Regions from separate parts of the Homo sapiens genome. Here regions 1, 2 and 3 are each linked to region 4. A link is an interaction called in ENCODE POLR2A ChIA-PET data of the cell type or tissue named here. Cell type or tissue: PC-9. All regions are shown on one strand. Each heading gives the region's core, and the rest is flanking DNA. Links, peaks and the distances in the headings are about the cores only.

Region 1 (8,196 bases), core at 1,271-6,270, 350 kb before region 4:
GTCAAGAGAAGAAGAGAGAGAACAGTCATGGAGACATCATCTGGGTCACCAGATCAAGCTGTGCTGGAAGATCTCCCTGTGGGCCTCTTGTCTACATTTTTTAAAAGGTCCGGGCACGATGGCTCATACCTGTAATCGCAACACTTTGGGAGGCTGAGGCAAGTGGATCATTTGAGCTGAGAAATTCGAGACCAGCCTGGCCAACATGGCAAAGCCCCATCTCTACAAAAAATACAAAAACTAGCCAGGCATGGTGGCATGTATGCCTATAGTCCCAGCTACTCAGGAGGCTGAGGTGGGAGGATCGTTAGAGCTGGGGTAGATTGAGGCTGCAGTGAGCTATGATCTGACTCCAGCCTGGGCAGCAGAGTGAGACCCTATCTCAAAAAATAAATAAGTAATATATAAAGAAAGAAAGAAAACAATCCCTTTCTACTTAGGACAGTTTGAATGGGGTTTTCTGCCATGTTCAGGACCTGCCCTCAAAGAGTTAACTCCAGCAAATAAGGAAATCTTAGCTCTGCATACTTAATACTCCCCAGCTGAAACAAACTCATTTGAGTTTCCACTACTTTTTACTGCTAACAATATAAGCCTTTTATCAAAAAATGCTTACAGTAAAAATGATTAACTTTACTCTGAGTGTTCAAAATATTTTCAGAGATGCATCAGAAAGAATTTCCAAGTGAAGTTTGCAATGTAGCCACTGAGCCAGCTCTGTTTAATATAGCAGTTCAATTAAATTCTAATTAAATTCTGATCGCTCGTGTTCCAATTAAGCTAATCCAAAGGCAGGGCTGAATGTCATGGAATTCCTTAAGAATATCAACCTAACTGTAAGGTTTAATCTTCATAATGCTATTTACACATCTCAGACTTAATTTGTTCCAGTGGAATGCAATGCAGGTCACGGTAGAGCAGGAATGGTACTGTGGCCTTTTAACTAGACTTCAGTCTAAAAACACTGTTGAAGTTCTATTTTAACAATTGCACAGTTGATTTCCTGCCTTACAACCTTTTCCCCTTCCAACTCTTGTAGAGTGTGGCCAGCCCAGGGGCACTCAGGAAGGCAGCTATAACTATAATCGGAAGATCAGAAAGGTCAATGGCAATGCAGATTCAATAAGGAGAAGGCAAGTCTTTGTACAAACTCTACTCCCACAGATTTTGATCTCAGGATCAAAATTATTTGCACACCTAGCTTCAAAGCCATGCCTCCGAGAAACCAAGGGATCTGGAGCACTCCCTTCAAGGCCTGCTCTCTGCTTGGAGAAGGCATGCCAAGCTCTTTGTTAAAGGAAGCTACTGGCAGAGGCTTGATGACACACCTGTCCTGATCCATCTCGCTACTCCTGCCTAAAACAGAATTTATTCTTTCTCTCATTGCCTACCTGGACCCCAACTCTCTTTCCTCTGGCTTTGCACTTGCTCACATTTGCCTCCCTCCTTCAAACATAATTTTAAAATTTATTTTTATTTATTTATCTTTTTTAAAGATAGGGTCTCGCTCTGTCACCCAAGCTGGAGTGCAGTGGTGTGATCATAGCTCACTGCAGCCTCAAACTCTTGGGCTCAAGCAATCCTCTCACCTCAGCCTCCCGAGTGCTGGGACTATAGGCACATGGCACTGCCTGGCTAATTTCTATTTTTTGTAGAGATGGGGTTGCCCAGGCTGGTCTCCAATTCCTGGTCTCAAGTGACCCACCTACGCAGGCCTGCCAAAGTGCTGGGATAACGGGTGTGAACTACTGTGCTTGGCCAAGCACAATTCTTAATAACGATGGCTCCCATTACTGTGCCTGACACACCCCATCTCATTTATTCTTCCCCACAGCCCTGGTGAGGTGGGTACTATGATTATCACTTCCCCACTTAATAGATAAGAAAACTGAGGCTCACAGCATTTCAGGAGACTTCCTAGGGGCACAGAGCTAGCAGAGCTGAAGGAGAGATTCAAGCCCACCTAACTCCAGCAGCCCCACCCTCATCACCGTACCTGCCACAGCCCTCCACATTTCTGACACCACCCCTACCATTCAACTCCCCCTAAATGGCCAGTCCCAGTCCACCTCTTCCTCGCAGACTGTCCTCATTTTCAGACTTCCACTTTTTCCAATTTAATTTTGTTGTTATTCAATTGTTATCTTTCATTGTAGCTGTGCCAGGCACTTAACTGAATGCTTTAAATGCATTATCTTATTAAATTCTCGGCTGGGTGCGGTGGCTCACGTCTGTAATCCCGGCACTTTGGGAGGCCAAGTTGGATGGATCACTTGAGGTCAGGAGTTCGAGACCAGCCTGGCCAACATGGTGAAACCCCGTCTCTACTAAAAACACAAAAATTAGCCGGGCATGGTGGCACACACCTATAGCCCCAGCTACTGGGGAGGCTGAGATAGGAGAGTTGCTTGAATCCGGGAGTTGGAGGTTGCAGCGAACCGAGATCATGCCACTGCACTCCAGCCTGGGTGACAGAGCAAGACTCCATCTCAAAAAAAAACAAAAACAAACAAAACAAAAAAACACAAAATTCTCATTAACTTAGGCCAGGCGCAATGGTTCACTCCTGTAATCCCAGCACTTTGGGAGGCCAAGGTGGACAGATCACTTGAGATCAGGAGTTCAAGACTAGCCTGGCCAACATGGTGAAACCCCGTCTCTACTAAAAATATTAAAATCAGCCAGGCACGGTGGCACACGCCTGTAGTCCTAGCTACTTGGGAGGCTGAGGCAGGAGAATCCCTTGAACCAGGGAGGCAGAGGTTGCAGTAAGCCAGGATCACGCCACTGCACTCCAGCCTGGGCCACGGCGCGACACTCCATCTCAAAAGAAAAAAAAAATCATAAACTCCCTTATCTGAAGCAATTACTATTGTTATTTACATTTTACAGAGGAAGAGACTGAGGCTTAGAAATATTAAAATTACAAGGTCACAATACTAGCAAGGTCTGGGGTCACGCATCTACAAAGAGGTGGAATGAGGCCCTATTCTCAGGTGAAAATGGCTCCAAATTCTATTCTAAATCATTAAGCTTCCCTTACACTGTAGTGCCTCCCACACAACAATAACTACTTAATCATTCAGCTTCCTTTATACTAGACTGCCTCCCACATAACAGCTATGACTATAAAAATATGGATAGTTCCAGGACTTCAAAGCATGAATTGGCACACTTTTTCTTTTTCTTTTTTTTTTTTCCTTTTTGAAACAGAATTTCACCTGTTGCCCAGGCTGGAGTGCAGTGCTGCAATCATAGCTCACTGCAGCCTCGACCTCCCAAGCTCAATGGATTCTCCCACCTCAGCCTTCTGAGTACCTGGGACTACAGGCGCACACCATGGTGCCCAGCAAATTGTGTAAATTTAATTTTTGTAGAGACGGGGTTTCACCATGTTGCCCAAGGCTGGTCTTAAATTCCTGGGCTCAGGCGATGCTCTTGCCTCAGCCTCCTAAAGTCCTGAGGCTATATATGTGAGCCACCATGCCCAGTCAAACTTTTTCTTAAAGGGTCAGATAGTAAACATAGGCTCGTGTCACAAATATTCAACTCTGCCACTGTAGTGCAAAAGCTATTACAGATAATAGGTAGAGGAACGGGCATAGCTGTGTTCCAGTGAAATTTCATTTACAAAAACAGGTAGCTGACCTGTGTAGTTGGAAGGCGTTCAGCTTCGGAACGTTATGAATAACTGACAGATGATCTTTCCTATGGTATCATGGAAACATCCATAGTACTTGATTTCTGACACTGAAGTCTGATTTTAAGAAAGCTCTGTTTCGTCTCTCTTCTCTATTTCCTGGATAACCCTTTATGATTCTAAGGGGTTAACAGTTGAAACATCTTTTGGATCTGGGACTAGTTTATGACCTGGCTTTTCCTGTTCCTAAAATGTAGCAGGAGAAATGCAGTTCTCTAAACAACCAAGAGAGTCAATGATTTACTTTAAGATACATTCTTTCAAAAAAACCTCATTTTCATTCTTTAAAAAATGGCTTCCTTCTTTAGACATAAATTCTCAAGAGAAGGCTGAAATACTTGCAGGGCTGGTTTTTTGTTTTGTTTTGTTTTGTTTTTTTCCATTACAGGATGTGATTCTAGCAGTTGCTTAATTCTAGGAGGTGTCTTTATATTACATTCTCAGATTCTAAGCTCATCATTATTTCTAAGAGTTATGTTTTGATTTTTACTAATACCTATCATTTTAAAAGGTACTAGTATTTTCAGAATGACAAGGAGAGTCCATCCTTGGCCATCTATCTGTAATGTCCAGAATGCAGTAAGAGAATTACACCCTCCATTCACTCATGTAACAATTGGTCAACCAGAAGAGGCCATGGGGAATAGCACTCCTTTACAGGTTGGCTCTTTTCCAAGAGAAACGCTAATAGGATTAACAACATTTAATGTGTATTGAGTGCTGTCTATATGCCAGACACTCTTAAGTTTTGCTTAACTCATTTATCCTCACAACAAGAACATATTACTACGATGTACTACATACAATTCATATTTTACAGATCAGAAAATGGGGGCACAGAGATGCTAAATACCTTGCCCAAAGTCACTTACTAGTAAATGGAAGGATAAGAATTTAGCTGGGTTCGGTGTCTCATGCCTGTAATTCCAGCACTTTGGGAGGCAGAGGTGGGCGGATCACCTAAAGTCAGAAGTTTCAGACTGGCCTGGCCAACATGGTGAAACCCTGTCTCTATTGAAAACATAAAAATTAGCTGGGACTGGTGGCACACACCTGTAATCCCAGCTATTCGGGAGGCTGAGGCACCAGAATTGCTTGAACCTGGGAGGTGGAGGTTGCAGTGAGCCACGATAACACCACTGCACTCCAGCCTGGGCAACAGAGTAAGACACTGTCTCAAAAAAAAAAAAAAAAAAAAGAATTTGAGCCCAGATGGTTGAACTCCAGAACAAGCCCCTTCACACATTAGCTCATTTAATCTTTCCTGAAGTCACCAGGCTGGAGCTAACAGTCACAGCTGCCATCTGTGACCCGGTCCATATTATTTCTAACGCAGTGTATACGGTAAGTTGCAAAAAGGGCCACCATTCTCCACCCTTCCTGTATCTGCACTTTGCAGTGTGACTTTACAGCTCTTCCCATCAAGAATTGGAATCTATAAAAGGGAACAAACTCATGTATTTTGCAGCAACATGGATGGAACTGGGGGGCATTATCTTAAGTGAAACAAGCCAGACACAGAAAGTCAAATATCGCATGTTCTTACTCATAAGTGGGTGCTAAAACCTGTCTATACACAGATGGATAGAGTGGAATGACAGACAGTGAAGACTCGGAAGGGTGAAGGGGTGGGAGGAGGGTGATGATGACAAACTACTTATTGGGTACAATGTGTGTTATTTGGGTGATACCCTAAAGCTCTGACTTTGCCACTGTGCAATCTATGCATGTAATGAAATTGTATTTAAACCCCACACATTTACTTAAAAAAAAAAAAAAGGAATCTATTTCCTAACTCTTCGGATCTGGGCTGGCCTTGTGACTTGCTTTGGCCAATCTAACGTGTGAAAGTGACACTATGTCAGTTCCAAGCCTCAGGCTCAAGAGGCCTTGACGTGTCTAATTGAATTGAAGCAACCCTGCCTGGCTGCCCTATGAACAACCTAGGGTTAATCTGATAGAGGATGAGAGACCACATGGAACAGCTCATCCCAGCTGAGGCCATCCTAGACCAGCCAGCATCTAGCCTATCCAGTAGCTGCCAAAGACACATGAATGAACCCAGCCAAGGCCAGAAGAAACTCCCAGCTAAATCTAGCCCAAGTTGCTAACTTGCAAAAAAGTGAGCTAAATAAATGGTTATGATTTTTTGCTGGCAGAGATAGGGGTCTTGCTATGTTGCCCAAGCTGGTCTTGAACTCCTGAGCTCAATGATCCTTCTGCCTTGGCCTCTTAAATTGCTGGGATTACAGCCATGAGCCACGATGCCTGACCAATGCTTGTAATTTTAAGCCACTAACTTTTGAGGTAGTTTATTATATGGCAAAAAAGTTAACTGATAAAGTACATAATAATCGAAATGCAATTTATGGCCAAATGATAATGTTCCCCCTATCTGGCAGTTAGTCAAGACTGCTACCACAGCCATCTGGCATAAAGCCATGCCCCTCAAAGCCGGCGGACAAAGCTTCAGACCAGAGGAGGAAAATCCTGCCACAAAGCCACTGCCCTTCACTTTGTTAAAGAACCATTGGGTCACCCTCAGGTCAGAGCCTGCTGACTTTCTTTTTAAAGCCTTGTCCTTTGAGGATCACTTTGATTTTTAGAAACAAAAGCAACTCGTAGCCAAGTTTGGGAAATGAAGTGATCAATGCTCTTTTGTTAAAAATAAAAAAGAAACTTGACTATAAAGTTATAATAAGATTTTCTTGCATGGCTTACAAACTAGATCTGACGGCAATTCTAAGAGTCACAATGGGAAATGTTTTCAGCACCCACAGCCTTATCACCATGAGACACAGTAGGAATGAATGTCAGGTTGGGGATGGTTAATGGCAACAACTAAGACCTACTATTTGATAGCAAAACAGGGTAACTACAGTCAATAAAAACTTAAGTGTACATTTTAAAATAAGTAAAAAAGTCTATGTAATTGGATTGTTTGTAACACAGTTACTTAGGGGATGGAAACCCCATTCTCCATGATATTTCGCATTGCATGCCTGAAGCAAAACATCTCATGCACCCAATAAATATATATATCTACGACGTACCCACAAAAATTAAAAGAAAAAAAAAAAGAAATGAAGCTAGACTCTTTTTTTTTTTTTTTTTTTTGAGACATAGTCTCACTCTGTCCCCCAAGCTGGATCTCTGCTCACTGCAACCCTGCCTCCTGGGTTCAAGTGATTCTCATGCCTCAGCCTCCCGAGCAGCTGGGATTACAGGCACATGCCACCAGGCCTAGCTAATTCTTAGTATTTTTAGTAGAGAACTTGGTGGAAGTCATGTTCCAGGTCTTGGCTTTGCACTTTTGCTTTTACCCTCTTGGAAAGCTGCTGGAGACCACCACGCTGTAAAGGAGCTGGGCTGGCCCACTGGAGGATGAGAGGCCACATGAAGGAGAACCGAAGTGCCCCAGCTAGCAGGCAGCACCAGGGCCCCAGACACATGAGTGAGATAGAATTGGACCTTCCAACCCAGCCCAGTTACCAGCTGAACGCAGTCACATGAGTGACCCCAGGAGAGAGCACCAGAACTGCCCAGTCGGCCCAGAGTCATGAAAAATAATAAATCGTTATTTTAAGCCATGAAGTTTTCAGGTAGTTTACTGTACAACACAGCAATCAGGTAACTGATAAATAGGTTATATTATATCATCTAAGCATTTCATTTCAGGATAGCAAGAAGCACACTATACAATGCTATGACAAGGGAGCACTGGGCCCAGTAGGGTTGAGTCACGGCTCTAATTACTTCCAACTGCTTTTAAAATAAAACCCACTTTGTTTACTGGCCCATGTGATGTTACGGCCGCTGCGGGGCTGACCCTGTCAAACTCACCTCCTCTCTCTTTTGCTCACTCTGCCCCAAACATACTGGCCTCCTTTTTGTCCCTGGAATAGGTCACAGAATTTGGCAGTACTGGGTCATTAGTAAACTTGAGTTGTACCAGACATAGTGAGCATTTAAATGCCAGAGTGCCACATTAAAGAAAGAATGAATGGTAAAAAGATGTAGGTGAGGTGATTCACTGAGTGTGTCAGTGAAAAGGAAAGAGAGAAAGAAAATAACCTAGACGATGCAGCAGGGTCAAATATGAGGACTTGAAAATGTTACTTATCATTAACTTTTATTTTTCCTGATTACAAAGGTAACTCGTGCTTCTTTTGAAATTTTTTAATATACCCAAAATATTGGAATATTAAATATAGGAGAGCAAAGGGTCAAAACTTTCATCTCTTTCCCATCTTCCATGTGATTCTTCACTTATTGGCCAACGAATTTAGATACTATTATCTGCATTCTGTTACCTTTGGCTTGTTGTATACATGGCTGCATAAATCGCTATACACACAGGAAATGTCTGTACAGTATCTATTGTTGGCCACAGATGTACTTCCACCAGCTATTTGTACAAAGCAATCATTTTCCGTTATTTACCTTTCACAGAGTATATTTGTTTAACACAATATAAAATACTGCTAGCACCCAGC
Region 2 (8,196 bases), core at 1,550-6,549, 260 kb after region 4:
CAGTGAGCCAAGACGACGCCACTGCACTCCTGCCTGGGCAACACAGCGAGACTCTGTCTCAAAAAAAATTAAAAGTTGTTTAAAAATCAGTGCGAATGTTTTCCAGGTATCTACTCTGAAGGTTGCATAAGTGAAGCAAATCCGTGTGTAGGGTTGTCAGAAAAAAAAAATACAGCAGTCCCTAGGCCAAGGAAAAACTACAGCAATCCCTAGGCCAAGCCTGGAATAGACACAGAAGTTGCAAGCATGAGTATGATGTGGGCGCTGGTATCTAGCATCTCCCAGTCCAGTATGAGTCTCCAGGTATATCCCAGCCCCCGGCGTAGTGCCTGGCACTAAGCCACAGCACCATTACTGTTTGTTGCTTGAATGAGTGGGTGCACGACTTCATTCATTCAAGGTACACTTAATTAATTACCTACTGTGAGCAAGACCTTGTTCTAGACACTACAGATGCAAACACTGTACGTTAATTACAGTGAACAAAACAGACAGACACTCCCTGCCCTCATTATAATTATCTACCAGTGTTGGGGCAGGGGAAATGAAAACACAAAAAAGTGGCTGGGTGTGGTGGCTCACGCCTGTAATCCCAGCACTTTGGGAGGCTGAGGCAGGCGGATCACCTGAGGTCAGGAGTTGAGACCAGGCTCTCCAACTTGGCAAAACCCTGTCTCTACTAAAAAATACAAAAATCAGCTGGGCGTGGTGGCAGGCGCCTGTAGTCCCAGCTATTCAGGATGCTGGGGCAGGAGAATCACTTGAACCCAGGAGGCAGAGCTTGCGGTGAGCCAAGATCGCACCACTGCACTCCAGCCTGGGTGACAGAGCAAAACTCTGTCTCCAAAAAAAAAAAAATATATATATATATATATGTGTATATATATATGTGTGTGGGTATATATATGTATATATATAAGCAAATATATGGGTATTCAGATAGTGATCAGTACTACGAGAAAAATGAAGCAGATGAGGAAATTTGGGAGTATGAAACAAGGTGGGCAGTGTGATTGCAATTTTAAAGAAGGTGTCAGGGAAGCCTCGCTGGGTGACAGTTCAGCCAAGATCTTCAGGAAGTGAGATGTGTATAAAAGTATATCCGAAGGAATAAGAAGTGTCCTGGCAGCCGTAAGTAAATATCACAGCCTGGGTGCCTTACCCAGAAGACACTTATTTCTCATAGCTCTGGAGGCTGGAAGTCTGAGATCAAGGTGTCGGCAGGTTTGGTTTCTCCTGAGGTCTCTCTCTGGGGCTTGCAGGTGGCCACCGTCCCGCTGTGTCCTCACATGGTCGTCCCTTGCTCCTGTACTGTCTGAGTCCTAGTCTATTCTTATGAGGACACCAGTCATATTGGATTAGGGCCCAACCATGTGACCTCATTTTACATTAATTACCTCTTAAATGTTCTATCTCCAAATACAGTCACAATTCTGAGACATTGGGGTTTAAAATATCAACATAGAAATTTTAGGGAATGTAATTCAGTCCATAACAGTGAATGAATGAATGAATGAATGAATGAACCAGTCTGCTGCTTTGCTTATGTGTGAGAGAGTGAAGGCAGTCAGAGAAACATGGGACAAAAGGAACAGGGGATGAGGGGCAAAAAGCCACATCAGGAGAAAAAAACAGAGATTTGACATGTGCAGTTTTTCAATTCCCTCTTGGCCAATTCAAAATATGTTTTTCCCAGCTCTAACTCTTAATTATTTCCGGAAACGGTTTCATTAACTGCTGTCCTGCAGCAGGATGCTATGAAGAAATCTCTGAACTTAGAGGCAGAAGATGTGAGTTCTGCTCTGCTGGGTGACTTTGGGGGAAGTCACTAACCTCTCTGGGCCTCCTTTCAATGGGAATGGAAATCCCTACCCCCTCTCAGAACTGCAGGAGAAGTTCAGGGAGGTAACTGGCAGGCAGATGAGGGCTTTGTAAACAGGGAAATGTAATATAAATAAAAACCTAAGGTATTGCTGTGAAGCTTGCTGTGAAAACCACTGCAGACAGCTCATGCCTGGGGCCCTCTGGTCATTTCGAAGGGAGCTTATTTATTAAACTCCAGCTTTTCCCTGGTTGTTTTCTTCAGCCCTTCAGGATGATCAGAGAGCTGGGGGAGTGCAGGGCTGGGGAGAAGAAAGAAGAAAGGAGAAGAAAGAGAAATAGATTCCACCTGAAGCACAGAGCTGGTGATTTTTGCCTCATCGAGGATTCTTGCTGATATTGACCAGCAAGATGTTGACATTGATGGGAGCTGACATTGATGGGCACCCTCCTCATTAGGCTCTGTGCTAAATCCTCCCCAGGCATCAACTCACCGAATTCCCATAACACCCTCTGAGGTTAGGCTATAATCTACCCATTTTGCAGGTGAATAAACTGAGGTTCAGAGGCATTAAGAAATTGCCCAGGGTCAATTAAGAGGCAGAACTGAGCCCAGATCTGTCAGCTACTCTCTTAACCTTGACCTACACTTCCTCATCATTCCTCAAAGTGTCCTGGCATTTAGTAGGTACTAAAGACATGTAAGATCTCTAAATTCTCTAGTTTGAATCCCAGCTTTGGCGTTTTCCAGCTGTGTGAAGTTGGACAAGTTATTTTCTTTCTCAGAGGACAAAAATCCCTGCCCTGCCTACCTGTCAACTCCAGTACTTGCCAAGTATGAGTTGGAGGCTGTTACTTAACCTCTCTGAACCTCGATTCCTGTAGCAGTAACGTGGGATAATAACAGTTGATATTCCAAGGGTAAAGCACACAGCCTAGTGCCAGGCACATAGAAAGCGGTCAACCAGGCAGCTATCAATTCAGTACAGGGGTGACAACATGGCACCTATATTCCATCCAGGGTAAGTAAGAAGAGCAGAGATGAAAACATAGACCGGAAGGATAAATTTTAAATGTTCACATCTGCTGATTTCAGAACTTAAGATCAAGAAAATAATTATCTCAGCTAAAGATGTGCAGTTTTCCTTTGACAAGAAAACAAGATATTGGGTGATGCATTGCGTTTTCCTTATTGCTTTGCCAGAAAGCTCAGAGCTAAATCTAATTCTTATTAAGAGTAACTGCATGAATCTGGGTTTAGCCTTCCTTTATATGATATGTATTTTTAAATTTCTGTTCTATTGACTTTACTGTTCCTGTAACATTTAGAGTTAACTTTAGAGAAATTGTTAAATCTAGCTGCTTGAAAAACAGGCGAGGTTAAAAATGATCAATACATATTATGTGGTTATAGTTTAATGCATTTGAAATCAAAGTATTACCCATTACTTGAATTTTAGACAAAGATAAAAGGCACAGAGGCAGGTCCAGATCTATAAATTTAGGTTAAAATATTGTTTTAAAGAAAAAAATAGAAGGCAACTAGATGCCAGAGATTAATTTCAAAGTGGAATTAGTTCACATGAAGCATTTAGAGGAAAAAAAAATTGCAACATCTTCCCCAGAGCTGCCCAGTCCTGTTTGCAGGCAGGGAGTCCCCTTGGCCCCAACCAGGCTGACACTTAGCTTTTTTGAGTCCCAGCTCTCAGAGGAACAGAGGCCTCCTCCATTTTCCCATGCCGGGAGGGATTTCCTGTTTATCTTTCCAGATCGTGTGTCCACATGCACGAGATGTGAAGCCGGGGCAGAAGCCAAGATGATGAGAGCTATTTCTGCAAGCAAGTTCAATATTAAACATGCAGGGAATGAAGGAAGTTTACATGTAAATCAAATTTAGTCGTGTCCCATTGTCTGGGGTCTCCAGAAAATGGGGTGTGTGTGTGTGTGTGTGTGTGTGCACACACACGTGCATACACTTATATCCAAATATGATATTCTTTTTCTTTTTTTTTTTTTTTGAGATGGAGTCTCACTCTGTGGCCCAGGCTAGAGTGCCATGGCACAATCTTGGCTCACCACAACCTCCGCCTCCCGGGTTCAAACGATTCTTCTGCCTCAGCCTCCCAAGTAGCTGGGATTACAGGCAAATGCCACCATGCCCAGCAAATTTTTGTGCTTTTAGTAGAGATGGGGGTTCACCATGTTGGCCAGGCTGGTCTCAAACTCCTGACCTCAAGTGATCTGCCTGCCTCGGCCTCCCAAAGTGCTAGGATACAGGCCTGAGCCACTGCGCCTGGCTGATATTCTTTCCAAATACTGTAGACCATGGGTGTTCAATCTTTTGGCTTCCCTGGGCCACACTGGAAGAAGAATTGTCTTGGGCCACACATAAAATACACAAATACTAATGAAAGCTGATGAGCTAAAAATAAATAAATAAATATATCTCATAATGTTTTAAGAAAGTTTACAAATTTGTGTTGGGCCACATTCAAAACCATCCTGGGCTGCATGCAGCCCACAGGCTGTGGGTTGGACAAGCCTGCTATAGACTGTTACAAGGATTCTCATTTTGGCACTGGTGTAATGGCCAAAAGACTGGAAACAATATAAAATTAATGGATGGGAACTGGTAAAATGATACACCCACATGATGGGAAAGAATGCAGGTATTCACAAAGAAAGAGGACACAGCCACTTTGGAAAATAGTTTGCAGTATTTAAAAGCTGAACAAAGGCCGTGGTTTCTCCAGTACTCTTAGAACAAACCCCTAAGTCCCTCACACAGTGTATAACAGGATTTCCCAAGCTAGGCACTACTGACACTTGGGGGCCAGATTATTTTTGTAGTGGGGGCTGTCCTGAGTGGGGGGTGGAGGACGTTTTGAAGCCTCCACCCACAAGATGCCAGTAGCACTTCCCTCTGCAAGTCGGGGCAACCAAAAATGTCTCCAGGCATTGCCAAAATGTCACTACATGCAACAACATCCATAAATCTCATAAACTAGTTCTTAGCCAAAGAAGCTAGACACACATACGCCAAGAGTACATATTTATAAATCCGTTGTGGTTGAGGGAGGGGAGGGACCAGCAGGGGGGTTCTGGAATAGAGGTAACATTCTGGTTTTGGATTTCAGTACTGATTACTCAAGTGTTTTTCACACTGTAAAAGTTCATCCTGCTATGCAATTTTCTATAATTATGATTCAATAAAATGGTTTTTAAAATGAGGCATATTGAGGTGGCTAGATATGGAAAGATCTCCAATACGTATACGTGGTGAAAAAAAAAAAAGCAAGTTGATTGCATACTGTAATTCCGTTTGTGTTTGTAAGGGATGTATCAGAGCACCCGAGAAGCACACACCGCTTGCTGATGTGAGTCCACGTTTTTAATCACTGCCAAGCGCGCCAGCCCTCATGAATAAATGCAGAAGTTGTCCAGACCCTACGACTCAGCACGTCTGGTCACCAGGGATATGTCCTAGAGAAGCTCCTGCCTGTTGCCCAAGGGCACATGTGCAGGAAGGCTCATTGCAGTGTTGCTGGAATATCAACTGAGGCTCAGAGAGGTTAAGTGACTTGCTAAAGATCACACAGCTTATGAGTAGGAAAGCCAGCAGCTGAGCCCAGGTTTATTTAAACCCAGAGCTTGAGCTCCTAACCACCATACTGTATGACTGCTACCTCCACTCCCTGCTGTACACTGGCTGGGTGGGGTGGTACAGACAGGAACAACTTGGCTAGCAGGCTCGAATGGCATCCAAAGATCATTCCATCCATACTTCACTTAACTAATGAAAAGTTTGTGGGTATGGCATGGGCCTCCTCCTCAGTTCTCGGGGCACACTGGAGCACCCCAAGCCCTTTCTTCTACCATTCCTTACTCTTGTCAACCCTTGGGTCCCTCTCCTGCCCCCCACCCAAGGTCTCACTTCACTGCAGTCAGAGTTCACATCTGGATGGGGAAAGGGAGCTTTCCGTCTTCAGGGTAGAAAGAGGGAGGAGTGAGTCTTTTCAGTGACCTCCAGAACCAAACTGCACAGACTGATTAGCTTACACCCCTCAAGAAGTGGACCCTGAAACAGGAGCTGGGGTGTGAGTAGTTTATTTGCACAGTGATTCAGGAAACACCAGGAGGGAGGGGACAGTGAGAGACAGGGATGGGAACGGGAAGGCAGCCAAGGAAGGGTGTGTCCCCAGGCATGTTCCTACGGAGGGGGCTGGGGGGCAGGTGGCAACTGAGGTTCAGCTCTGCTGGGGCCAGGGCAAAGCATGCATCCCAGAGCTGTCCCATGGAAAGGGAAGGGAGCTGGGCGATTATCCACCAGTCCCATCCATGGTTGGTTGAGCGCTGCTCCCTGCGGCTCAAACACTCCAGCAATGTCTGCCTTGTCCTACATGTGGGTGGAATGTCCTGTCACAAACAGATAAGAACTCCCGGGCCTGAGCTGCAGGTGTTCATAGGAGGCCACCTTCAGAGTGAGGACGTGAGTGCAGTATGGATCCACAGGCTGCAGGGGAGGCACCTCTGCCATCATCTTTGTCTGTCTCTTTGCCAGCCTTGAATTATACCACAGGTTGCTCTCCTTTGATTGCCGCCTTGGAAAAATGACGGCACAAAGGAAAAGAAACCCACCCTCCCATATACTGTGGGTTAACCTGAAATCCCCCCAAACTCCACCGTGGGCCCGGCAGCCCCCTCCCTCAGCCCCAGCACAGTGGGAGACTAACGGTGGCAGCAAGCTCAGGCTTGTACCCAGAGCCCTTGCAGGAGGAAGCCAAGGGTGCCTCTTGCCTTTGGGAAGGGAGAAGCTGTGAGTTGATTGAAGTGATCAAAGGCACCTCCATCCTTTACAGATGCAACGAGCTGCTAACACTTTCCAAGAGGGATTAAATAAATGAACATCGGAAACTCTGTCCCTGGGCGGAAAAGAAAAGTCATCCGCAGGCATGAACACACTCTAGAAACTCTTGCTAGCATCTGAGCTGTTCCCCTGCTTTCTCTCCTTCTGATTTTGGATCAACCACCAAAAAAGGCAAATTCCTTTCCATACTGGTAATGATGGTGATAATGATAATAACAGTAACAATGATAGCAGTGGCCCTCACTCCTGAGACTTGTAAATATCACTTTGCATCTAGCAACTCATCTCATCTTCGCAAAAGCCTAACAAGGAGGCCGAGCGTGGTGGTCTATGCCTGTAATCCCAGCACTTTGGGAGGCCCAGGCAGGCAGATCACTTGAGGTCAGGAGTTTGAGACCAGCCTGGCCAACGTGGTGAAACCCCGTCTCTACTAAAAATACAAAAATTAGCCAGGTGTGGTCGTGCGTGCCTGTAATCCCAGCTACTCGGGAGGCTGAGGTAGGAGGATCACTTGAGCCTGGGAGGTGGGGGTTGCAGTGAGCCGAGACTGTGCCACTGCACTCCAGCCTGGGTGACAGAGTGACACTCTGTCTCAAAAAAAGAAAAAAATGCCTAACAAGGAGACTCTAAAATTAGCCCTATTTTGTCAGTGAGGAAATTGAGGCTCAGAGAAAATGAGTCAGGGGTCACAAACTCAAATGCCTACAGGGGCAGGCAGACAAGATAAACCAGCAAGTCAGGTGGATATCACATATAGATTGTGATTCATGAGGACTATGTGAACTGGAGATGGAGCAGACAGCCCCTCCTGAGCCCCTGCCTCGCCACTGCCACATGGGAACATGGGCACAGTGTGACCGATCTTATTTTTCAAGTAAAGACAGAAAATTGGATTTGAATGTGATATTTTCCCAGTTTTATAAGCAGCTGAAATCAGTTAGAATTAGGATTAGGTCCCTCTCCTTATAACAAAATAACAGGGCTAAGTAAGATAAAAGTTTCTTTCACACACCAAAAAGAAGTTGGAGACTGGGCGTGGTGGCTCACATCTGTAATCCCAGCACTTTGGGAGGCCGAGGCAGGTGGATCATTTGAGGTCAGGAGTTCGAGACCAGCTTGGCCAACATGGTGAAACTCTGTCTCCACTAAAAATATAAAAATTAGCTGGGCATGGTGGTGGGCACCTGCAATCCCAGCTACTCAAGAGGCTGAGGCAAGAGAATTGCTTGAACCCAGGAGGCGGAGGTTGCAGTGAGCTGAGATCGCACCACTGTACTCCAGTCCGGGCAACAGAACAAGACTCCATCTCAAAAAAATAAAAATAAATAATAAAAAGTTGGAGTCTGGGCACTGTGGCTCACACCTGTAATCCCAGCCCTTTGGGAGGCCAAAGATGGGAGATCATTTGAGGCTAGTTGTTCAAGACCAGCCTGGGCAACATAGTGAGACACTATCTCTACAAAAAATTTTTAAAAATTAGCTGAGTATGGTGCTGTGTGCCTGTGGTC
Region 3 (8,196 bases), core at 1,671-6,670, 370 kb after region 4:
ATGTGAGTGATGTACACCACTTCCAGGTCTGGCCTATAAATACCATCCGCATGGTTCTCCTCCGTGAGTTTTCCTTTCCCATCCCTTGGCAGGACCTTCGAAGCCACATGCTGAAGATGGCTGAACTTTGGTCAACTTTAGTCCTAGAATACTATAAGATGAATTCTACCACACTAACCTGTGCCCCCACCCAGGACTGTCATGTAAAAGAGAAATACAGGTTTTGTTTTTGTTTTGTTTGTTTGTTTGTTTTTGAGACAGAGTCTCGCTCTGTCGCCCAGGCTGGAGTGCAGTGGTACGATCTTGGCTCACTGCAACCTCCGCCTCCCAGGTTCAAGTGATTCTCCTGTCTCCTCCTCCCAAGCAGCTGGGACTACAGGTGTGTGCCACCACGCCCAGCTAATAAAGAAGAAATAAAATTTCTATTGTGTTTGGGTCTTTGTGCCTTTTGTACCTGTTGTTTGTTAAGGGAATTAATACTCTTCTCTTTTCTTGGGAATTGCTCTCTCTCCCTAAACCACTTGTCTCCCACAGGAAAAGTCATGTTGTCATAGGACCCCAGCCCCTGGCCACAGCTGAAGTGCTCGCACAGTGCTGGGCACTTGAACCACCAGGGGCTCATCGCAGACACACTGCTCCCCATGGCAACGGTGGAAGGGTCACGGCTGGGAACCTGAATGAAGCAGATACAACAAGTCTTTTCTAAGGATTTCTGCACCTGTGACCCAGGAGGTCAAGGCTGATGCAAACTATAAGATGCCCTATTTCCCACCATTTAAGAAAGGCACCACTACACCTAAGAATTGAAGACGAGGGATTCTTACTTTTGATATCGTTCCTAAGCCATGGCTCCATCTTTGTCCTTCCTGTAATTTGAGTTTCCTCCCTTCCTTGGATCTGTGAGCCACTCAATAACCCTCAGAGCTAGGTTTCTGCTACTTACAACCCAGTAGAGACCTAGTTAATATACACACCTAAGCAAAGGAAGGGGTATGTGTGCAGTGGGGTGGGATTGCCAGATGTGTTCAGTAATGATTGAGTGGAGAACCCCAGGCTAGGTGCGGTGGCTCACACCTGTAATCCCAGAACTTTGGGAGGCCAGGGTAGGCAGATCACCTGAGGTCAGGAGTTCAAGACCAGCCTGGCCAACATGGTGAAACTCTACTAAAAATACAAAAATTAGCTAGGCATGGTGGCACGTTCCTGTAGTCCTAGCTACCCAGGAGGCTGAGGCACAAGAATCACTTGAACCTGAGGGGCAGAGGTTGCAGTGAGCCGAGATCCCGCCACCGCACTCCAGTCTGTGTGACAGAGAAAGACTCTGTCTGGAAAAAAAAAAAAAAAAAGAAGAACCTCAGTCTGCTACTCCATCCCAAATCCTGACTTGTATTTCTCCCAGGTCTCTTCAGCTGCCAATGGACTCACAAACCCTTCCCCACAAAACCCATCATTGGACTCCACTCATCCTTTAGGCAATGGCTTCCAGAGCTCCCATATCTCCAATAGCCTCCAGCCATCAGGGGTAATTCAGAGAGAATGCAAAGGCAGACTTTACCTTTTCACTATCCAAAGAAGGCTCAGGGCCAGGGAGGCGATTGTGCTTAACAAATACGCCAGGGGCAGATCATAGGTGAAGTTCTGAAATTTCACCCCATCAATGGTGTAATGTCCGTAAAAGAGGCTAGTTTCCTCCAGGAAACCCTGAAACGAAGCCAAGAGCATGAAGTCAGACTGGTCAGCTTACTGCAGGGAACCAGAAGAGTAGTCCCTGCCTCAAGGAACACAAGTTCCAGTGTCCCCTTTCCTCTCTGTATCCCCAGAGACTGGAACAGCCCCAGAGGCACAGGGAGTATTCAGTGTTTGGTAAATAAAGCACTGATAAAACCCTGGCATTAAAAATGCACAGGTGGGCCGGGCAAGGTGGCTCACGCCTGTAATCCCAGCCCTTTGGGAGGCCAAAGCGGGCAGATCTCCTGAGGTCTTGAGTTCAAGACCAGCCTGGCCAACATGGCAAAACCCCCGTCTTCACTAAAAATACAAAAAAATTAGCTGGGCCTGGTGTTGCGCGCCTGTAACCCCAGCTACTCGGGAGGCTGAGGCAGGAGAATCACTTGAACTCGGGAGGCTGAGGCAGGAGAATCACTTGAACCCGGGAGGCAGAGGTTGCTGTGAGCTGAGATCATAACACTGAACTCCAGCCTGGGCAACAGAATGAGACTCCATCTCAAAAAAAAAAAAAAATGCACAGATGGCCAGGCGTGGTGGCTCACACCTGTAATCCCAGCACCTTGGAAGGCCGAGGCAGGAGGATTACTTGAGCCCAGGAGTTTCAGACAAGCCTGGGCAACACAGAGAGATCCCTATCTCTACAAATTTTTTTTAAAAAAATTAGCTAGGCATAGAGGTGCATGTCTATGGTCCCAGCTGCTCAGGAGGCTGGAATAAGCCGTGTTTGTGCTACTGCACTCTAGACTGGGTAACAGAGCAAGACCCTGTCTCTGAAAGAAAAAAAGCAAATATAACAAGCCAAAACTGAAATTAAGAATAAAATTCCATGTGCCATAGCATCGAAAAGAATAAAACATTAGGACTAAATTTAACTAAGGAAGTGCAAATCTCGTGCCGGGCACGGTGGCTCATGCCTGTAATCCCAGCACTTTGGGAGGCCGAGGCGGATAGATCACAAGGTCAGGAGATCAAAACCATCCTGGCTAACACAGTGAAACCCCGTCTCTACTAAAAATACAAAAAATTAGCCGGGTGTGGTGGCGGGCGCCTGTAGTCCCAGCTACTCGGGAGGCTGAAGCAGGAGAATGGTGTGAACCCGGGAGGCGGATCTTGCAGTGAGCCGAGATTGTGCCACTGCACTCCAGCCTGGGTGACAGAGCAAGACTCTGTCTCAAAATAAATAAATAAATAAATAAAATAAAATAAAACAATTAAAAATTTTTTTTTAAAAAGTGCAAATCTCGGCCGGGCACAGTGGCTCATGCCTGTAATCCCAGAACCTTGGGAGGCCGAGGCGGGTGGATCATGAGGTCAGGAGCTCAAGATCAGCCTGGCCAACACAGTGAAACCCTATCTCTACTAAAAATACAAAAATTAGCCGGGCATGGTGGCATGTGCCTGTAGTCCCATCTACTCGGGAGGCTAAGGCAGGAGAATCACTTGAACCCGAGAGGTAGAGGTTGTGGTGAGCCGAGATCACACCACTGCATTCCAGCCTGGGCAACAGAGCGAGACTCTGTCTCAAAATAATAATAATAATAATAATAATTAAAGAAGCTCTAAAGAAACGGACAACATCCCATGTTTATGGATCAGAAGATCTATGGCCAAATTCCTCAAATTGATTTACAGATTCAACATCATCCTTGTTAGAATCCTAGCTGGCTTCCTTATAGAAAAACTGACAAGCTGATCCTAAAATTCATATGGAATCGCAACACACCCAGAAAAAGAGCCAAAACAACTTTGAAGAAGAAGAACAGTAAGGCCTGGTGGCTCAGAACACTCTCTGACTTCTTCTCCTTCTTTTTTTTTAAATAAAAAAGTAGAGATATGGTCTCGCCATGTTGCCCAGGCTGGTCTCCAACTCCTGGGCTCAAATGATCCTCTAGCCTCAGCCTCCCAAAGTGCTGGGATTACAGGTTTTGAGCCACTGTGCCCGGCTGACTGACTTCTTATGGTGGGAATGATTGAACACCTCAAACACCTCCTTGGATGGCAGGAAAACTCCAGGAGAGTGAAGAAGAGAACAGATATAGCAGAAACATTGTAGGTAGATAATACATAGAGGTTCCCTACAGCATTGTTTATAAAGGAAGGAAATGAGAGGAAATCTGAATGTCCATACAGGGATTGGGCTAGAACACTAAAAATCCATATTATGAAATATCAAGCAAGACCATGTAAGTGCACAGAGAAAGGTCAGCGGTCAAGTAGGCTGTAAACCATGGGGTTAAATGTTCAGTGACCTCTGGGGAGGGATATTTTCATTTTTTACTCTATAAATTCTGTATTTTTCATGACAACTGTGCATTCTTGTGTGTGTGTGTGTGTCTTCTTAAAACAAATTTATTGAAGCTGAGCATATTTACGTTATACAATTGTGCATATCTGTATTTTAAAATTATACAAGACAACCGTGCATTCTTATATTATCTGGGTAATTAAGTCATGTGTTAACTGGAAAAGAAAAAGTAGAAGCAGAAGACTCCATTCTCCTTTCAACTCTCCCAAAGGCCATAAAAACGTGTCCAACCAGAAGAAACCTGTTTATACTGCCAAGGGCTGATATCAGGGCTGTCACCAACCTCTCCCTAAAAATAATGTAACAATTACAGGGGAAAGGTCGGCTGGGCCTGGAAAATATTTTCTGATTTGATAATGAGCTTGGTTCAATTGTTTTTAAGAAAAACAAGCCCCTGTTTGATCTCTCTGGCCCTCTTTCACTTGTGCCTATTTACATTTATATTATTAACAATAACATTAAATGAAAATTCAGTTTCCCAGCCACACTAGACATATTTCAAGTGCTCAAGAGTTAGTGGTTCTGGGCCGGGCACAGTGGCTCACACCTGTAATCCCAGCACTTTCGGAGGCTGAGGCAGGCAGATCACTTGAGGTCACGGGTTCAAGACCAGCCTGGCCAACATGATGAAACCCTGTCTCTACTAAAAACAAAATTTAGCTGGGCGTCATCATACACACCTGTAATCCAGCTACTTGGGAGGCTGAGGCACAAGAATTGCTTGAAACCAGGAGGCAGAGGTTGCAGTGAGCCAAGATTGCACCACTGCACTCCAGCCTGGTGACAGAGCGAGACTCTGTCTTTAAAAAAAAAAAAAAAAAAAAAAAAAAGGTCAGGTGTGGTGGCTCATGCCTGTAATCCCAGCACTTTGGGAGGCCGAGGTGGGTGGATCACTTGAGGTCAGGAGTTCAAGACCAGCCTGGCCAACATGGTGAAACCCTGTCTCTACTAAAAATACAAAAATTAGCTGGGTGTGGTGGTGGGCGCCTGTAACCCCAGCTACTTGGGAGGCTGAGGCAGGAGAATCGCTTGAACCCAGGGGGCAGAGGTTGCAGTGGGCCGAGATCATGCCAATGCACTCCAGCCTGGGTGACAGAGCAAGAATCTGTCTCAAAAAACAAACAAAAAAGAGTTAGTGGTTCCATTGTTATACAGCACAGGTCCACATTCTCCAGATCATTGCAGAAAGTTCTCTTTCAGACAGGCTGTTATCATGCTTACTTTATTGAACATCTATAATTAAGCGCAGCTAACTCTCCTATAAAATTTTTCCTATCAGGAAGAAGGTTACAGTGTGCGAAGAAACTTTTTTTTTTCACAAACAGAAACTTTTCTTGTGGGATGTAATCTAAAGAAATGGGGTTAACAGCAGCTCTGGGATTTGATCCTAACTTTGCTTTCTTTTTTTTTTTTTTGAGACGGAGTCTCACTCTGTCGCCCAGGCTGGAGTGCAGTGGCATGATCTCGGCTCGCTGCAAGCTCCACCTCCCAGGTTCACGCCATTCTCCTGCCTCAGCCTCCCAAGTAGCTGGGACTACAGGTGCCTGCCACCACGCCTGGCTAATTTTTTTCTATTTTTAGTAGAGACAGGGTTTCACTGTGTTAGCCAGGATGCTCTCGATCTCCTGACCTCATGATCCACCCGCCTCGGCCTCCCAAAGTGCTGGGATTACAGGCGTGAGCCACTGTGCCAAGCCATCTATTTTTTTTTAACTTTTTTTGCATAGTAGACATTTGAACACCCACCCAACAATTCCCCTGGGTTGTTTTTAGGAAAACGTGAGATCAGAGATGTAAAAGGGTTTTTTCAAAATCAGGTGCGGCATAGTGGCTCACACCTGTAATCCCAGCACTTTGGGAAGCCGAGACAGGTGGATTGCTTGAGCTCAGGAGCTCGAGACCAGCCTAGGCAACATGGCAAAACTCTGTCTCTACAAAACAAACACACGCACATACACACACACACAAATTAGCTGGGCATGGGGGTATGCACCTGTAGTCCCAGCTACTTCGGAGGCTTGAGGTGAAAGGATGGCTTAAGCCTAGGAGGCAGAGGTTGCAATGAGCCAAGATTGTGCCACTGCACTCTCTGAGCAACAGAGCCAGATCTTGTCTCAAAAAGAAAAAAAAAAAAGGGTGGGGGGCTTTTTCAAAATCAAATGCAGTGGACAAATTCAAGGCTTTCTACCAATTTATTCAGAAAAGTAGAAGCTCAATGGTATGGCATTTGTTTATTTGTTTTTTTGTTTTTTGTTTTGTTTTGTTTTGTTTTGAGACAAACTCTCCCTCTCATTGCCCAGGCTGGAATGCAGTTGCGTGATCTCAGCTCACTGCAGCTTCGGCCTCCCAGGTTCAAGCAATTCTCCTGCCTCAGCCTCCTAAGTAGCTGGGATTACAGGCACCCGCCACCATGCCTGGATAATTTTTGCATTTTTAGTAGAGATGGGGTTTCACCATGTTGGCCAAGCTGGTCTTGAACTCCTGACCTCAGGTGATCTGCCCGCCTTGGCCTCTCTGAAGTGCTGGGGTTACAGGCATGAGCCACCGCACCCGGCCGGTATGGTATTTTGATACCAGTAATTTTCAGAAAGTATTTCTGAAAAAATAAAAATACTTATTTGTATTTCTTAAACACCTAGAGCAGTGGTTCTCATCTGGGGGTAATTTTGTCCACTAGGAAACATTTGGCAATCTCTGGAAACATTTTTGGTTGTCAGAGTTGGAAGAGGGCAGTGCTGCTGGCATCTAGTGGGTAGAGACCAGGGATACAGCTCAGCATGCTACTGTGCACCAGATAGCTCTACACAACACAGAGTTATCTAATCCACTGGGCACGGTGGCTCATGCCTGTTCCCCCAGTACTTATAATCTCATTGCTTTTTTTCTGAGACAGCGTCTCACTCTGTTGCCCAGGCTGGAGTGCAGTGGTGCAATCTCGGCTCACTGCAAGCTCCGCCTCCCGGGTTCACATCATTCTCCTGCCTCAGCCTCCCGAGTAGCTGGGACTACAGGCGCCCGCCACCACGCCCTGCTAATTTTTTGTATTTTTAGTAGAGATGGGGTTTTACCGTGTTAGCCAGGATGGTCTCGATCTTCTGACCTTGTGACCCACCCACCTCGGCCTCCCAAAGTGCTGGGATTACAGGTGTGAGCCACCACACTGAGCCAAAATCTCATTGCTTTTAGCCAAGTGTAGTGCACGCCTGTAGTCCTAGCTACTTGGGAAAATCGTTTAAGCCCAGGAGTTTGAGATTACAGTGAGCTACAATTGCACCACTACACTCTAACTGGGCAACAGAGCATGATCCTATCTCTAAAAAAATAAAAAATAAATAAAAAAAAAGAATATCAATAGTGCCAAGTTTGAAAAACCCTGGTCTAAAGGGCAAAGATAGCCACTTTTCATAGCTGCAATCTTATTTGATGAAAAAAGTGAAATAAAAAAATGAAAAACCACAAAATCTGTTTTTTAAGATGGGGTCTTGCTCTGTTGCCCAGGCTGAAGTGCAGTGGTTCAGTCTTGGCTCACTGCAGCCTCAACCTTCTGGGCTCATGTGATTCCCCTACCTCAGCCTCCAGAGTAACTGGGACTACAGGTGCACGCCACCACGCCCAGCTAATTCTGTTTATTCTGTGTAGAGATATGTTGCCCAGGCTGGTTTCAAACTCCTGGCCTCAAGCAATCCTCCTGCCTCGGCCTCTCAAAGTGTTGGGGTTACAGGTGTGAGCCACTGCGCCTGGCCAAAATCATTTCTTTAGAAGGCGATAATAAAAACCTTTTACAACTACCATAAAAGCAAAGAGATTAAGTCCATTTTAGAGTTGGGGTGGTGGTGGGGGATGTTAACCTTGGATTGACTTATAAGGGATTTCAGAGAATCTTCATACGCCCATGTACATGATATGCAGGTATATGTGCATATCATCTGAAAGTGTGAGGTTGTGCATCGCACATGTCCCTGTGTGTAATTTCTGGAAAGAAGAGCTATGTCTTTCATCCATCCAGTCTGGGACTCCAAAATGTTGGGGTTTATCGGTGTCAGAGAAATTGTAAACATTCTATCTGGGTTCATTTTCACTGAAGCTTCTTTCTGTGGGGGACCTCGGTATTGTGTTGCAGATCAATACAAAGATTGAAGGACTAGAGGCCGGTATGGTGGCTC
Region 4 (6,300 bases), core at 1,301-6,300:
TTGCCGCAGGGTAGGTTGAATAGTCCTACTATTTGTCAAACTTTTGCGGGGAAGGATGTTCAACCTGTGAGAGATCAGTTTCCCGATTCATATGTCATTCATTATATGGATGACATATTGTGTGCGGCTGAAAATCGAGACCAACTTATCCAGTGTTATTCATATTTACAGGAGGTGCTAGCCAATGCTGGATTGCTCATAGCACCAGATAAAATTCAAACGGCCACTCCTTTCCAATATTTGGAAATGCAGGTTCAGGAAAGGGCAATTAAACCCCAAAAGGTTCAAATTCGAAAAGACTCTCTGAAAACTAAATGATTTTCAAAAATTATTAGGGGATATCAGTTGAATTTGACCTACTTTGGGAATCCCTACCATGTTATGTCTAATCTGTTCTCTATTTTAAGAGGAGACCCTGCTCTCAATAGTAAATGATAACTGACTCCTGAGGCTGACAAAGAATTACAAATAATTGAAGAAAAAATACAACAGGCCCAGGTTAATAGAATAGAGTCAAGTTTACCATTACAGTTCATTGTGTTCCCTACTCTCCATTCTCCTACAGGGGTTATAGCTCAGAGTGAGGACTTAGTTGAATGGTCTTTTCTGCCTCACAATACTGTTAGAACACTCACAGTATACTTGGATCAGATGGCAATCTTGATTGAGCAAGCTTGCCTTAGAGTTGTTAAACTTTGTGGCTCAGATCCAGATAAGATTATAATTCCAATGAATAAAATCAGATTTGGCAAGCCTTTGTTAATTCGGTCAATTGGCAAATAAATTTAGCTGGCTTCATTGGAGTTCTTGACAATCATTATCCAAAAAACAAAATTTTTCAGTTTTTAAAGCTAACATGGGTCCTTCCAAAAATTACCCGTAGTGCTCCATTGGAAGGAGCAGTGACTGTGTTTACAGATGGCTCTAGTAATGGAAAAGCAGCTTACGTACGACCTAAAAACACAATTATTCAAACTGACTTTCAATCGGCACAGAAGGCTGAATTACAGGCAGTTATAGGTGTGTTCGAAAACTTTAAGCAAACTGTAAATATTGTCTTTGATTCAGCTTATGTTGTTCAAGCCACTCAACACATAGAAACTGCACTCATTAAATATCTGGTGGATGAACAACTCTATCAGCTGTTTTCTTCTTTACAAAAGGCAGTGCATGATCACCGTTTTCCTTTCTATATTACACACATTTGAGCACACACTAATCTTCCTGGGCCCCTTGTAAGGGCTAATGATCAAGCTGATTTATTAATTTCCACTGTGCTTACTAATGTCCAAGATTTTCACTCCCTAACACGTTAATGCAGCAGGACTTAAACAAAAATAACAAATTACTTGGAGACAGGCAAAGGGCATTGTGCAACATTGCCCTCAGTGCCAGGTAGTACAACTGCCACGTGAAAGGACTGGTGTTAACCCACAGGGATTAACCCCCAATATGTTGTTGCAAAAGGACCTAACCCATGTACCTTTGTTCGGGAAACTTTCATACGTCCATGTTACTATAGATACCTTTTCTCATTTTGTATGGGCAACTTGCCAAACAGGCGAGGCGGCTGCTCATATTAAGACATTACTTCCCTGTTTCGCTGCCATGGGCATCCCACAAAAGATTAAAACAAACAATGGCCCAGGCTACTGTAGTAAATCTTTACAGGCGTTCCTTTAACAGTGGAACATCGAGCACAGTACTGGAATACCCTATAATTCTCAAGGTCAAGCCACTGTTGAACAGGCTAATCGAACCTTAAAATCTCAATTACAAAAACAAAAGACAGAGGGGGAAACCAGAGAATACGCTACTCCTTATATGCAGCTACAATTGGCTCTTATCACTTCACATTTTCTGAATTTGTCTAGAGATCACGTTACAATGGCAGCAGAGCAGCATTTGACAAGGCAAAAAATAAATGCTTATGAAGGAAAACATGTGTGGTGGAAGGACATCAGAACCAAAACCTGGGAAAAGGGCAAAATCATTACATGGGGTCAAGGGTTTTCTTGTATCTCACCAGAAGAGAATCAGCTTCCTGTCTGGGTGCCCACAAGACATCTTAAGCTGTGCCATGAGCCAGAATCCAAGGAAGAGGAAAAGACCTCGGAACATCCCTGCACCCCCAGTTCATCAGATGGCTCAGATGAACATCTCTGTTGAGCAGATGGAAACCAGTAAAACTCGCCAAGCAACTCCACTGACCTGGGGGCAGGTGAAGAGCCTAGCTCACATTGCAGAAGAGAACCTGAGGTCTCTGAACAAGCTGCTGACCACCAGTAATCTAATGGTAGCTATGATGGTGGTAATCTCCCTGCAGTGAGTCTCCCCATAGCTGAGGCAGATCAAAATTACACTTACTGGGCCTACATTCCATTCCCACCACTGATTAGGCCTGTTACATGGTTAGACCCCATGTTAATGATAGTATCTGGATGCCTGGACCAATAGATAACCGAGGCCCTACTCATCCAGAGGAGGAAGGAATGTTAATGAATGTTTCCATTGGTTATCACTTTCCTTCCATCTGCCTGGGGCCGGCAGCAGGATGTTTAAATTATGATAAACAAAGTTGGATGACTTGTGTCCCTGCAAATAATGGATCAAAAGCCCCTATTCATGCAATCAGTGGAAGAACATTTCAATCTTTGGACACTATTAAATACCTTGAGCACGGCTATGTTATGACACATCGCCAGATTAATAAATATAAACCTAATAAGAAGCCCTGCCCTAGGAAGGCCACTAAATGGTCTGGAAAGCTAGAGGTGCTAACCTGGGAAGATTGTATTGCAAACAGCACTGCTGTACTGCAAAGTAATTCCTATGGAATCGTCATTGATTGGGCCCCTATGGGACGCTTTGCAGTAAATTGTACTGGACAGTGCGAAGATGGTAGAGAGACTCCTTTTGCAAACAACTACCCAGATAATGCACCAAAATTATATAGAAGAATTAAAACAAATTAACCTATTAAGTGGGAGGAGAACGGTATGGCTCTTTCAAGCCCAAAAATGATTGATCCAATTATAAGTCCAGAACATCTAGAATTGTGGAAATTAATGATGGCTCAAACCCCAATTCGGATTTGGAAAGGAGAATATAAAACAAAGACCCTTAGTAAAAAAAACTTTGATTTGTCGTAGCCATGACCTCTAATCAGACATTCCCATTGCAGAGTTTTGTTAAACCTCCTTTTATGTTGGCAGTGGGAAAAATTAATATCCTAACTGACTCTCAAACCATATCATGCCTCAACTGTCATCTTTTTACCTGCATTAATTCTACCTTTAATAAAGATAATAGCATTTTACCGGTTAGGGCCCAAGGAGTTTGAATAACTGTTTCCCTCAATAGACCTTGGGAGGCCTCTCCCTCCATACATATTATCACGGAAGTACTAAAAGGAATACTTAATAGATCAAAGAGATTCATATTTACTTTAATAGCTGTGATCATGGGCCTTATAGCTGTCACAGCTACTGCTGCTGCTGCTGGTGTTGCTTTGCACTCTTCTATTCAAACAGCGGGCTTTGTGGATAGTTGGCAGAAAAATTCTTCTAAGCTTTGGAATTCCCAAAGCCAAATAGGTCAAAAATTGGCAAATCAAATTAATGATCTCTGTCAAACAGTAATTTGGATGGGAGATTGGATTATGAGCTTGGAGCATAGAATTCAAAAACAATGTGACTGGAATACTTCCGATTTTTGTTTTACTCCTAGCTCTTATAATGCCATTGAACACCAGTGAGAGACGATTAGACGTCACCTACAAGGAAAAAAAGATAATTTAACATTAGATATTGCTAAACTGAAAAAACAAGTTTTTGAGGCATCTCAGGCTCATCTCACCCTATTGCCTGGAGCTGATATTCTTGCTGGAGCCTCTGATGGCCTTTCTAATACCAATCCTTTAAAGTGGATTGAAACCATAGGTGGATCAACAATTGCAAATTTTATTTTGGTTTGTGTCTGTTTATGTTGCTTGTTTTTAGTCTACAGATGCAGATGGTGCCTTGGGAGAGAAACCAGACACCATGAATGAGCCATAATAGCAATGGCAGTTATTAATAAAAAAAAATCAATAGAGGCAAAAAAGGGGAACATGTGGGAAAGTGTTTCTGGGGTGCCAGTTGAGTTGGTCTCCCCTGTGTGAGACACCCATGGGAAGCCATGGGCAGCCTCTGGGGAGAAAAGTCTCCTTATTGCTTTCATGTCTTTATGCCCCAAGAGCATAACCACTCAGCAGCATTCCACAGGTTGCTCAGGGAGACAACACTCCCTTGAAGCAGTGGAGTATAATCAAACATCTTGGCTCCTCCTTAAACCCGCTCCCACCCATTTCAGTCCTGATAAGCTAAAGATCTTAAGTAGTTTAGACACACGCCTTTGCTCAAGGAAATTCACAGAAACCGCCACTGCTACACATCTTATGGAATGACTCACGAGTTCTCCTTCACTGATTAATCCTTTTCCTCATCCCTTCCTCCCCCTCCCATCTGCCCTAAGAACAAAGAGCTTGTAAACCAGTAAATTTGGCAGAGCTCAAGAGCTCTGGGCCGTGAGCAAGCCTCCGATATTCTGGTCCCCTGAACCCGCCTTTTAAATGCTTATTCTGTCTCTTTCTAACTCCTATGTCTCCACCAGACTCAGGGTACCCACTGGGTGGTGTGGGGCTGGTTTCCCTAACATTCCCCACCAAATAAAGCAGCTCCAACCTTCTAGATGGTTGCTCAGCTCAGAAGTCTTAGAGAAATTCTGATGCCTCTCCTCACATTTGCTCTGTCGGCAAATCCTGGTGTCACAAGAGGGCTCAGGAGGGTTTCTGGATGCCAACGAGACCCCAGCCACAGCCGGTCCCCAGATTCTTGACATCATCACAAGAAAGAATTCACAGGTGAGTCAGAATGAAGTGAAATGCAAGAAGCTTTTATTGGAAAGCAAAAGTCTGCACTTAAGAGAGAAGTGGGTGCATGCTCGTGAGAACGAGTCACGCAAACAGAGTTTGGGTTTCTAATTTTATTTGGTGTTTCTTTAATTAGGGGGTGGAATAATCATTAGGTATTCTGGAAAAGGAGGGGACTTCAGGGACCCCTGAAATTGCCCATGCTAGAGTGTTGTGGCACAATCCTAGCTCACTGCAACCTTGACCTCCTGGCCTTAAGTGATCCTCCTGCCTCAGCCTCCTGAGTAGCTGGGACTACAGACGTGCACCACTATGCCTGGCTAACTTCTAAAAATTTTTAGTAGAGACAGGGTCTCATTATGTTGCCTAGGCTGGTCTTGAACTCCTGGCCTCAAGTGATCCTCCCACCTTGGTGGGAGCCTGCAATTACAGGCATGAGCCACCACACCCGGCTTCTGCTTTATTATTTTCCAAAGCACTCGTCCCTGCCTGACACATTATAGATGCATGTGTGTCTTGTCTCTACAATGTGGGCTCCCAGAGGGCAGGGACTTTGCTCTGTTCTGTTGTCTGTTGTTGAATCCCCAGTGCCTAGGATGGTGCCTGGCACATAGTAGGTATTCAATATCTATTGAATGAATATGGTCCCTGGGGCTAAAAGTAAGAAAGGAGAAAAAAATAAAGCAACCCCCAAATTTGATGAGAACCCTATAGTCCCTGACTGATTGTTTCCTGGCCATCATCATCATCAGCTTCAACTTTGTCAACACACCCTTAATATGGGTGTACCTTGTTTTACAGTTTGCCGAGCACTTTCACACCCATTATTGGATATGACACACAACCCGGTGAGAGTGCTCTCAGTGGAGTTAAGATTCATACTTTTCCCAGACATGGTGGATTGCCCCTGTAATCCCAACAACTTGGGAGGCTGAAGTGAGAGGATTGCTTAAGGCCAGAAGTTTGAGACCAGCCTGGGCAACATACTGAGACCTCATCTCTAAAACAAATAAATTAGCCAGGCATGGTGGCACATGCCTGTAGCCCCAGCAACTCAGATCACTTGAGCCCAGGAGTTAGAGACTGCAGGGAGCTATGGTCACACAACTGCACTCCAGCCTATGCAATAGAGTGAGACCCTGTCTCTAAAACAAAACAAAAAAATTCATACTCTCCCCAGACTTCAGTTTTTTATCAAGAAATGGATAAAACCAGGGGACTTTCCCATGATCAGTTTACTCAGTGGTAAAGAACAGTGATTCAACCATGTGTTTTAATTCCAAGTCCAGTTGTCTTTATCTCGAGCAGAAAGTCTACATATGCAGCAGTTAAGACCTGCAAGCTGTGGAGTTTGGATAGAAAAGACTTTGAAACTTGCCGCCAGCATT

Evidence for each region. ChIA-PET counts read pairs that join two places held together with the same protein. Peaks named below come from ENCODE experiments on the same cell type or tissue, not always from the same donor. Only the 100,000 strongest peaks of a DNase experiment are listed, where the experiment ranks them.
Region 1: POLR2A ChIA-PET joins it to region 4 with 7 read pairs; 1 of 35 experiments calls an interaction of 5 or more read pairs at or near these places.
Region 2: POLR2A ChIA-PET joins it to region 4 with 7 read pairs; 2 of 35 experiments call an interaction of 5 or more read pairs at or near these places.
Region 3: POLR2A ChIA-PET joins it to region 4 with 5 read pairs; 2 of 35 experiments call an interaction of 5 or more read pairs at or near these places.

Annotation. Positions count from the first base shown.
Region 1 is chr16:19,744,775-19,752,970 of GRCh38, reverse strand. The region is part of intron 4 of IQCK (IQ motif containing K); the gene reads right to left. Among named protein-coding and RNA genes, the nearest start is that of IQCK-AS1, 17 kb to the left of the region's middle. In PC-9, for the core only: no CTCF peak of the experiment used is centred there; DNase peaks (open chromatin) are centred at 3,450 and 4,030; H3K4me3 peaks cover 898 bases; H3K27ac peaks cover 2,422 bases.
Region 2 is chr16:19,134,101-19,142,296 of GRCh38, reverse strand. LOC124903657 (a long non-coding RNA gene) reads right to left here. Exons shown (of 2, transcript XR_007065011.1): 2 at 5,913-6,743. Among named protein-coding and RNA genes, the nearest start is that of ITPRIPL2, 24 kb to the right of the region's middle. In PC-9, for the core only: no CTCF peak of the experiment used is centred there; DNase peaks (open chromatin) are centred at 3,506, 4,916, 5,936, 6,266 and 1 weaker place; H3K4me3 peaks cover 1,624 bases; H3K27ac peaks cover 4,085 bases.
Region 3 is chr16:19,023,729-19,031,924 of GRCh38, reverse strand. It overlaps TMC7 (transmembrane channel like 7), which reads right to left. Exons shown (of 16, transcript NM_024847.4): 6 at 1,556-1,701. Among named protein-coding and RNA genes, the nearest start is that of COQ7, 40 kb to the left of the region's middle. RefSeq lists an enhancer at 1,594-2,138. In PC-9, for the core only: no CTCF peak of the experiment used is centred there; a DNase peak (open chromatin) is centred at 4,284.
Region 4 is chr16:19,391,979-19,398,278 of GRCh38, reverse strand. LOC105371114 (a long non-coding RNA gene) reads left to right here and starts at 4,547. Exons shown (of 3, transcript NR_188657.1): 1 at 4,547-4,903. RefSeq lists an enhancer at 3,850-5,049. In PC-9, for the core only: no CTCF peak of the experiment used is centred there; DNase peaks (open chromatin) are centred at 1,518, 2,208, 4,388 and 4,898; H3K4me3 peaks cover 3,602 bases; H3K27ac peaks cover 3,943 bases.